Linked DNA regions of Homo sapiens: region 2 is linked to region 1. The links are chromatin loops, found by intact Hi-C in ENCODE. Cell type or tissue: A673. All regions are shown on one strand. Each heading gives the region's core, and the rest is flanking DNA. Links, peaks and the distances in the headings are about the cores only. Region 1 has its middle 19 kb from the start of FZD7. Region 2 has its middle 100 kb from the start of FZD7.

What was found. A loop is a pair of places that touch in the nucleus more often than their neighbours do. Peaks named below come from ENCODE experiments on the same cell type or tissue, not always from the same donor. Only the 100,000 strongest peaks of a DNase experiment are listed, where the experiment ranks them.
Region 2: a loop joins it to region 1, with 2.1 times the contacts of the local background. A loop is called at or near these places in 1 of 110 quality-filtered maps.

Annotation. Positions count from the first base shown.
Region 1 is chr2:202,012,057-202,017,434 of GRCh38, forward strand. No RefSeq gene overlaps it. Among named protein-coding and RNA genes, the nearest start is that of FZD7, 19 kb to the right of the region's middle. In A673, for the core only: no CTCF peak of the experiment used is centred there; a DNase peak (open chromatin) is centred at 2,805.
Region 2 is chr2:201,930,026-201,935,403 of GRCh38, forward strand. No RefSeq gene overlaps it. Among named protein-coding and RNA genes, the nearest start is that of FZD7, 100 kb to the right of the region's middle. In A673, for the core only: no CTCF peak of the experiment used is centred there; DNase peaks (open chromatin) are centred at 1,676, 2,636 and 3,846; H3K27me3 peaks cover 3,702 bases.

The DNA.
Region 1 (5,378 bases), core at 278-5,277:
ATAAAATAAAATAATAGGGCCCATTCTATGCCAGACAAGGTCTAGATACTTAGAAAAGAAAAGAAAGAGAGAGAAAGAAAGAAAGAATGAAAGAAAGAATGAAAGAAAGAAAGAAAGAAAGAAAGAAAGAAAGAAAGAAAGAAAGAGAAAAGAAAAAGAGAGGGAGGGAGGGAGGAAGGAAGGACAGACAGACGGATGGACAGAAGGAAGAAAGGAAGGAAGGAAGGACCCATTCTAAACTAGGGAAATATGATATAGATCGATCAACAAGAATTCTTGGCCAGGTGCAGTGTCTCACGCCCGTAATCCCAACACTTTGGGAGGCTGAGGCAGGTGGGTCACTTGAGGTCAGGAGTTTGAGACCAGCTCTCAAACTTTAGTAAAGACAGATGGTGAAAATCTGTCTTTACTAAAAATAAAAATAAAAAAATTAGCCAGGTGTAGTGAAGTGCACCTCAGCTACTAGAGAGGCTGAGGCAGGAGAATCGCCTGAACCTGGGAGGTGGAGGCTGCAGTGAGCCGAGATCATGCCACTGCACTCCAGCCTGGGTGACAGAGCAAGACTCCATCTCAAAAACAAAAAACAAAACAAAAAAAAAAAACCTAGGATCTGACAAGGGGAAAACTACAAGCCTGGCATCATCCTTCCAAATAGCAACATTTAATGCCAGAAGGCAATAGAAAAATGCCTACAAGGTTTTGAGGAAAAGAAAAGGCAACTCAAGAACATTACACTCAGCAAGATGTCACTCACATACATAGTGACATAACAGTCAAACATTCTCAAATATGAAAGAATTTGGGGAATATAACACCACTAAGTCCTTCTGCAGGGGCAAAAAATAGGAGAAAAAAGCCTACTCGACAGTGAAATACAACCAGTCAAAAAAATTGACCAAATTAGAGAACTAGTAATGTGAAACTCTTGATAAAAGGACTAGCAGTAAACACTGAATTCAATTAAATATAGAAAGAGGACTAGACCTCTGGAGAAATAAATAGATGCAAATCAGAATGTAGATGCTATAAAGTCAAACAAATTAAAAATTATAGAAGCATCAAAAATTGGGAGTGGGGAAGAAGCATGAGAGCACTAAATCATCTTATTACCTGGCAGGAAGCCAATCAAAACCACCCACCCAACCTTTCAATTAATTTTCATCACCCATTATATTTTTCTAATCTTGGGATGATCTTCTAGAAACTAACATGTCTTGTCATTCAGGAACTAATCTTTGAAGTTTATTAATTTCACCTGAGTTCCTTTTTACTGTTAAGTTCAGGTAAAACCAAGCCTAATGTTTTTAATTATTTTAAAAGCATGCATAATATAATCATGTTACAATAAAATTATTTGTGACCTCTCTTGCTTTCTGATTATTTTTCAATGGTAATTGTAACAATAGCTAATTCTTTTTACGTGCTCACTACGTGTCAACACTATCTTAAGAACTTTACATGTATCTACAAATTTAATCCTCATAAACTCACTCTATTGCCCAGGCTGGAGTGCAGTGGCGTGATCATGGCTCACTGCAGCCTCCACCTCCTGGGCTCAAGTGATCCTCCCACCTCAACCTCCCAGATATCTGGGACTACAGGTGCACGCCACCACACCCAGTTAATTTTTTAAAAATATTTTTTTGTAGAGATGAGGTTTTGCCATGTTGTCCAGGCTGAACTCCTGGGCTCAAGCGATCCACTCACCTCAGCCTCCCAAAGTGCTGCTATTACAGGCATGAGGACCGCTGGCCCCCCACATAAAATTTTTAAGGAGTAGATATCATCACCCCCATTTTACAGGTAAGGAAACTGAGGAATGGAGATGTTTCCTATGGGTTACACAGATAGTACATGGGAGAGCTAAGAGTCAAACCCAGGGATTCAGACTCCAGGGTCTTTGCTGTCTTTGCTCTCAACCATCACCCTATATTGCTTCTCCACAAGTGGATAGGTAGGACATTTGTTGCTTTCTTTGTACTTGAAATTTTAAATGATGATCATATGTCACTTTTAAAAAGTCACTACCAAAAAACAAAAGAGCTTCTACTTGGAAAACAAGATGAATATTCCCTGGGCCAACAGAACAGAGGCTAAACCATCCTGACCATCTAATAATCTAGGCAGGGCATGTTTAAGAGAATTAACTCCTTTACAACTAGAGTAGGCTTTGGAACAATAGTAGCCTGCAACTTTAATGATAATCATTGCAAAACAGCATATCTGTGTTTTATTGGCTCTAGGCAGATTAGCTGGAGGAAATAAGCTTCCTCAAGAGATCACCTCTGGGAGAGAGGAAAATATGCAATAAAAGAAGAGGTCGAAGAAGTCCCAGGTGTACGGAGTCAGCATCCAGATTACTGTATCTCTGAGCAATTTGCTGGACTGACACAGCTTCATTTTAAATGACATAACATAACCAGCATGATTCATCCTGCCGTCCAAGGGCTATATAATAAGTGTGGTAATGGGGGAGCATCTCCCGAGAGGGTACAGGAACAGCTGTGTGTGTCACCTGGGAATGGCACCCACCTATAAATCCCATCTCTTTGACAACGATTCTAAAGTCCCTCTGTCACTGTCACTCACCCACAAAATTAGTGACTAAAGGGGAGAAGGAGAGGAAATGCCTCGCCCCTGAAATAGAGAAAGACTGAGAGAGGGACAGAGCAAGTTAATAAATAAAACAAGAGCCTGAAGGGAAGAGCTGCTTTGTCAGAATATAAATATTTCCCTTCCCCTTTTATCTTTAATGTAGTGTGAGAAGCTTATTAAAGGGAAATGCTTCTCTGTCCCTGGAGCCCTCGCACAAGCCTTGCGGGGAGCTGCCTGCAGAACGGGGTCGCCTAGCCCCACGCTTCTAAACTCTTCCCTGCTGGAAGTGAGCGTAATGTGCAGAGCAATAAAGAAGGGCTGGGGGAGGAAAGGGAAGACATTGTGGCCATTAGGATCCTTATCTTGATGGGCCTGGTGTCAGGTTATGTTAATCGCTGGGAGATGCTGAGAGACTGAGGATGAGAAATGCCTGTCTGCTCAAAGGCTTGGCCTGAGATTCCAAGGGAGGCTGACATTGCTAGACTTACCCTCTGCTCCGTTAGAGAGAACAACATCCAAATTTAGACAAAGGGGAATTTGCCTGATGGAGGCGTGGATGGAGAGTCCTGTGGGTGTTCCTCTGAGGAGCCCTTGGTGGCTGCACATCTCACATCTCCAAGAAGACAGCCAGCACGAGCAGTCCCAGCATACCCCCAACAGAAGCCTATTCCAAAAGCATGGAAGACATTTGCCGTCCACATCTCCTTCCTAAAACCCCTAAAAGGATGGGACATTAAGGGCCTACATACCAAGTCAGGCCAGCACAGAGCCTGGCACGTGGTATGTGTGCAGTAAGTCTGTACGGCACGACACGGAGACTGTACTGGGCTTGTTTACCACTGTATCTGTGGGTCCACACACAGGGGCCAGCACACTTGGTTTTGGATGGATGAATGAACACATGCATTTAGACACAATTAGGGCATCTCCTTTGCTGGCCATGTTTGCTGCCTCTCCAAAGGATCTTTGGATCTGGTCAGGATTTGGGTCCTGCTGAGCTTTGAGGCTACCATATCTTTGCTGGCCTTTTGGAGATATTCGGCCATGTGGTTATACAAAGATAAGCCACCCATCCATCAGGTGCCAAGTCTAGCCAAAGGCTGGGAGTTGGGGGTGGAGAGAACGGCTAAAAATTGCTGCCAAAACGTGCTACTCCTTCAGTCTCCTTGGCTGAGATATTCCAAAGGAGCAGGCCCTGGTTGCTTTGCTACTATACACCACCTGCCACACACCCATGCGTTTCTATTTCTATAACGTAATCAATGGAGGGAACAGAAATGACTTTAAAACTGCATTTCTAAGTCTCTTTTGTGCTCAGACCAGGGTATGCACTTAGCAAGTGTCTACTGCCATTTCAAACCCATTAGGCATCACATGATCATTCCTGCTGCAGAACCTGCTCTGCATCCCCATTTGGGCGCTCCATCCTACCCATTTTGATGTCTCTTGGGGTTTCATCCTCAATAATTTTTTGTCTATGGTTCCCTTCCCACTGAAACTAATTAGGTTGGAATAAAGACTCAGCTACAGGCCAGGCGCGGTGGCTCACGCCTATAATCCCAGCACTTTGGGAGGTCGAGATGGGCGGGTCATGAGGTCAGGAGATCGAGACCATCCTGGTTAACACGATGAAACCCCGTCTCTACTAAAAACACAAAAAAATTAGCCGGGCATGGTGGCGGGCGCCTGTGGTCCCAGCTACTTGGGAGGCTGAGGCAGGAAATGGCATGAACCCGGGAGGCGGAGCTTGTGGTGAGCCAAGATTGCACCACTGCACTCCAGCCTGGGCGACAGAACGAGACTCTGTCTCAAAAAAAAAAAAAAAAAAAAAAAAGACTCAGCCACTTTCAGGATCAACGACATCTTATGGCAATGTCCATGTTACAGGGAAGTGTATAATTCAGGGATGGTGAGCCATTCTTAGCTGGTTCCTAGAGAATTCTTTGTCCAGGGTTCTAAACATTACCTACAACAACTGGCAATACCTGATTTAACATTCCGCCTCCTGTATAAGCCCCATCTAGCCTCCCTGTGGTCTCAGCCGCACTAGGGGCCTGGAACCTTGAGAGGGCCTGTTTCCAGTGTTCCCACCAACAGGGTGGAGGAGGAGGTGTGGGGGCGGGGTGGCACACATATATCTGAGGGGTGGTTGTGTGGGAGAGGGATTAAATTTGTACTGTGAAAATCAATGGAAGCCTTGGGGAGGCAGATTTCAGTTCAATATAGTGAAGGACTTTCTAACAATTAAAGCTGTCCAAAAATGAAATGGGAACATGCAAAGAAAGCCCTCTCTCCCTGGAGTTCAAGCAGAGCTGAGATCTCTCCTGCCAGAACTGTGTTTTGGCCAGTGGCACAGACACCTGACACTTGTCAGCGTGATCAACTGGTGCCTCCAGTTCTGAAGCCAGATGGCCCGGGTTCAAATCACAGCCCCACTAGTTACTAGCTCCATGATCTTGGACAAGTTATTTAGCCTCTCTAAGTGTCCATTTCTGCATCTAAAACATGCAGATAAAAAAAACACATTAGACTTTCTGGGCAATTGTGAGGGTTTTATGTTTATCAAAAGAATCTGTGTTTCTTTTGTGTGTTTGTTTGTTTGTTTTTGAAAAGTAAGATGGGGTTCTAAGCCTTTGGGTGCTCAAAGCCCTTACTGGTTTATAGAAGTCATGAAAGACAGGGCACCATTTTTACTTGCTACAACATAAAACAGCATTTTTGTAATTAATTGTTTTTGGGGGTTTTGTGTGTTTTTAAAGATAGTAAGGCAGATGTATTCAAGG
Region 2 (5,378 bases), core at 214-5,213, 82 kb before region 1:
GCACATTCAACACCCACACTCTGCTATTTAATACAGACCCACCTTGTGGGGTGTATTGTGTATCCTTAAATTTTTTTTTTCAGAAGAGAAAGCTAAGAGGTTAAGCAAGGTATTTGGAGTCACATAATTCACAAATGGCAAATCTGGGGCCAAAGCTTGATATCCTTTCTTCCACTCCAAACTGCCTGTTGATCCAGCATTCCCCAAAAATGACACGTACCATCCCCCAAGGGCCTGGCTATTTGCTAGGGAATTAACTCACTTATCGGTGAGAATGTAGAGACAGCTGTCAGAGGTTCACCCATCGCAGGTAAAATATTTGTATTTTGATGTCAGTCTTCTATTTGCTAGGCCTTGATCCAAAGGATTCACTGTAATGGGCATTTTCGAGTCTTGTGTAGGAAATTACATTAACCCAGTGGGTGACTGTCTTTTTCCTTCTATGTATAAAATTTGTCACACACATTGAGGCTATGGCCACAGGAAATAAAGGGGAGACATCACAAAATTGTAAAGTGGTCAGCAATCTTTAACTCAGTAGGGTGTAGCCCAGCCACTGGACCATTGCCTCCTAGACTTAACCCCCTTGTCTCAACCAGCTGGACTCGGCCACTGGGCTCTGGGCCAAAGGGGAACCAGTTTAACCTTCTGGGCTGAGCTGAGGGAAGAGTGAGCTTTTCAATGACATTTCATCTCCTTCGATCTTAAGAACATCCTATGAGGTTGTGTGCAGTAGGTACAATTTTCCCTTACATCAAGGAGGGGGTTATGAAGGCTTAACTGAGGTGCCCAAGATCCCAGGCCAGCATGCAGTGGTGTCCAGACCAATCTCACCTTTTCCAAGTGGTGCCTCTTCTACTCCTTCCTGCACACCCTGCACTTCCTGGGTAGTAAATGAGGAAACCACAAGTTTATCCTCCCAGGAGGCTGGCCAAGCCTTGTCTCTACAGATGGAACAGTGAATCAGGGAGACTGGTAGAACCCACAGAGACCACCCTGTTCACCACCACATTGCATTTAGGTTCAGACTCTGGAACTCCACTATGATGTGGGTTTGGAGAGGGCCCAGAGACAAACCTCTCCCAAAATGGAGCTAAGTAGGGAGAAGAGGAGGTCAGGGGTTGACCTTGTTATATTCTCTAAGAATGTGAAGGATTAACTGTGGCTGCCATTTTTCCCTAGGACAAGGCAACAGATTATGGGTTTAAATCATAGCAACAAGATTCAGAATAGACATTAGAAGGAGCTTTCTGGTCACAAAGCCCAAAAAAGCTGAAGTAGATTTACAGGAGAGGAGATGAAGCTACTTCTTTGGAGATTTATAGGAAAAAGGTTAGATGTTGAGTAGGATAGCAAAACTCATGGAGAAGAGGATATTGAAGTCTAGGATTACTAGATTTCTCTTTGAGTCTCAAGGCTAAAAACTGCCAGATGATACTATATAAATAGAAAGTGTAACCACACTTATTTTTAATTGAATAATCACTGTTTCCAATTTGGGATTATTTCAACAATGCCTCTTCTTGTATTTTTATTTTGACTCTCTAGGGGAAACTTGAAGTTTCCTGGTAATTTATCATTTTAACCACAGTTTTCCTGAGGCAGTAAGTTTATATAGGAAAATAGTTCACTCTGAATCTTCAAAATTTTTTTCTATGGTATAATTTGCCATCACACTAAACACACGTGTCATTATCTCATAAGCTCATAATTGCTGACTCCTCTAACCCTGACATCTCCAGAACACGTAGTTCTCCAAAAGAACACAACATTGCAATGCCAATACAAAATGCAGGCACCCCTGTATGTCAGGGTGAGAAGTCAACATTGTTTTGAAAAGGAACTGCCACCCAGGGTTAGAGGAATCAAGGCTGCTGTGCGACTCCGGCTCCTGATGCTTTCTCCTTGCATTGGAAAGTCCTGTCCATAGATGCAGATGAGGCTGCCGACTTGTTCCCAGAGGGCACATGTGCCACAGCCTTTCTAGCAGGTGAGGTGTTGATGCAGATTCAGACACACTCCTGCCCTCTCTCCCTTGTGTTTATGAGATGCCTCCCAGAGGACTGAGCGGAGTCTGGGAGGCTAAATCATCAGCCGGCAGGGCTAAACCTGTGGCTAATTTATTCTGAGCTAGCCAGAAAGCACGAAACTAACTGAATCATCCATCGTGACTACATTACAGAATAGGGCAGCACTTTCCAACATTCCTCACGCCATGGCACACGGAGAAAATAATAATACAACATAAGACACCCCAGGGCAAACAAATGAAGTTGTTTGCAACTAACCAAGTGGCTCCAGCCACTCCAGTCCTTGCCTGGGCAGCCAGTGGCTGAAGGGCTAATATTTTGTGCCATTTATTGGGAGGTCTAGTGTAGAGCAAAATGGTTAGGGCAGAGTAGTGCCAGGTGAGAGAGGGCTCTGAAGATAGAGGGCTTGGATTTGAGTCCTGGCTCTGTCACTTATGACCTTGGATGAGACCCTTAATCTCTCCTTGCCTCAGTTTCTTCACAGATGTAATGGGCTTAGTAACAGGACCTACTTCAAGGGCCTGTTCTGAGGATTAAGTGAGTTAATCCATGTCAAGTGCTTAGAAGAGTGTCTGGCACAGAACAAACACTGAGTAAATGGCAACTGCTGCTGTTACTGCTGTATCAGCTCCAGAGACCCAGGGCTGGCTTCCCAGCAGGGAAGCGCAGGCACAAACGGAATAACACTCCAAATCCAATTAGAAGTCGTAGTCAGATGATTCATTGCTTTCCCCAAATCTGTGCCTCTTCTGTTCTCTTCTCTCACCCTCTTTCTTTCTCCCCTTCCCTAATGTGGCTGTGGATGCCTCAGAAGCAATAGTAAAAGAGGAAAGAGAGTTGATCTGGGAGTGGGAATGCACATCCCAATTCTAGTTCTTTCACTCTCTAGTGGGCTGCTGGGCAAGTCACCTCACCTCTCTGCCCCTCCAGCTCCTCATGGGTTCAGTGGTTGACCAGATGACTGAAAAGGTCTTTTTCTGCTTTGATGTGTCATGGTTGGTACAGAATTACATGCTATGGAGTGCATGCATGCCTGTGTGTGTGTGTGTGCGTGTGTGTGTAGGGAGGCATGCGGGGATGGCTATGTCTGGTGCCTAAAACCGCAGCACTGATGTCCAGAATGATTAATACAAGTTAATGTTTTCTATGAATCAAAACCCTCCAACACATCCCCACCTGCACTCAGAACACACCTTCAATTTGCCAGCGTTGCCCTCCAATTGCTGCATTCTAAATTGGAGTCTTTTCTACCTAAAGAATAAATCCATAAATATGTCTCCTAGGTAACATCTTGTTAGCCCCATTACTCAAAGCTCTTGAAAATAATAAAACTGCATTTCTTTATTAAAATATGAATTCAGACATTTCACTTAGGCATCTCACCCAATTAACCTGAATTAGTAAAGTATGTTCACATTTCTGCACACATGAGGGCATTGGATAAATGCATACAGACTTATATTTATCCATAGAAAATGCATGTTTTAAAAAGCCATTTCCCAGCATCTGCGGTTATTCTTTCCTATCTCGATTTTACTTAGAGGTAGTTATAACATGTTCATCCTTCATGTTATTAAAAATTAATACTTTAGCCCAAATAGTCACTCATGAATAACAGCCAGAGCAACATCTCAATTTCATCCTGATCCTGACAAGAACTACCTCCCACCTTCCCGGTATGAGAATTCTCTCCCCTTTTCTTTCTCCCCCACCCTCCAGAGAGGATGCTCCTCTGAAGCCATTTCTCACACTCCCCGGAAGCCAGCTGTCCTGCTCTTGCAAAGTCACTGAAGAATGTCCTGGCACAGTGAGGAGGAGGCTCGGGCAGAGCCGGGTAGCCTGAAGGATTTGGCAGAACAAAGCCCCACCAAGCAGGACCCTGCGGTTTCATTTTGTTTTCACTGACATAATGCCCTTCCTCTGTGAAGCCCAGCTCAGGCCTGTGTGAGACAGACTTTCCTGAGGTTTGGATACCTACCACAGGCTCAAGTGACTGCCGGTCTGTCCAACGGCTGGGGCGATGTTTTTGAAGCTTTAGAGAGAGCTCTGACCTGCTTCCTACTAATGGAAGGGCTGACAGCCTGGAGCAGAGCCAGGTCCAACAACTGGGCATCCTCACAGCCTTCATATGTCAGGCTGTGGGGGGCCCAGGGCTGGCAGCAATAGCTGTCATGGGCCTGCATCCTGGAGGAAGAGAGGGAGGGCAAGATGAATGTGGCCAGGACTTTGATTGCCTGCCGCCTTTGACAAATGACAACGGTTAGGAGAAAGAGTTCACCAGGAAAAACAAAATGCAACTCACAGGGCAGCCCTGGAGCCCTTTGAGGAGAGGTACATTTTGTCTCCCCTGGTGGCACAGCCATTGTCCAAGGCAGAGAGAAGCAGGCCCCTGAGTGTGGCGTGGCCCAACCAAGCTTCCCTATGACTTGATTCCTGTGGTAGGCTGAATAAAGGCCCCCAAAGATACCCAGATCCTAATCCCTGGAACGTGTGAGTGTTACTGTTGGCAGCAGCAAATCGGAACAGGTCTCTGTTCTGTTCTGTTCAGGTTCTCTCATCAACCTCAATTCTTGCCTTCTCGGAGGAAAAAATTCAACGAGGGGGCGTAAGGGAAAGTAAAAGACAGAAGCAAGTTTTTGAGCAGGAGTGAAAGTTTATTAAAAAGTTTTAGAGTAGGAATGAAATGAAGTAAAGTACACTTGGAAGAGGGCCAAGTAGGCAACTCGAGCGATTCAACTGCACTGTTTGATCTGTGACTTGCGGCTTTATACGTTGGCACATGTATTAGTCCGTTTTCACACTGCTGATAAAGACATACCTGAGACTGGATACTTTATAAAGAAAAAGAGGTTTAATGGACTCACAGTTCTGTGTGGCTGGGGAGACCTCACATTCATGGCAGAAGGTGAAAGACACGTCTTACAGGGTGGCAGGCAAGAGAGAATGAGAGCCAAGTGAAAGGGGAAACCCCTTATAAAACCATCAGCTCTTATGAGACTTATTCACTACCATGAGAACATTATGGGGGAAACTGCCCCCCACGATTCAATTATCTCCCACAAGTCCCTCCCACAACACGTGGGAATTATGGGAGCTACAATTCAAGATGCGATTTGGGTGGGGACACGGCCAAACCATATCAGCATGCTTCCGGGGTCTGCACTCCTTCTCCCCTGATTCTTCCCTTGGGGTGGGCTGTCCGCATGTACAGTGGCTGGCCAGCACTTGGGAAGGGCTGCATGCACAGTGTGTTCACTGAAGTTGTATGCATGCTCACTTGAGGCATTCTTCCCTTACCAGTCAGGTGTAGAGGAAGGTCACATACCAGTTAAACTCCGCCATTTTGCC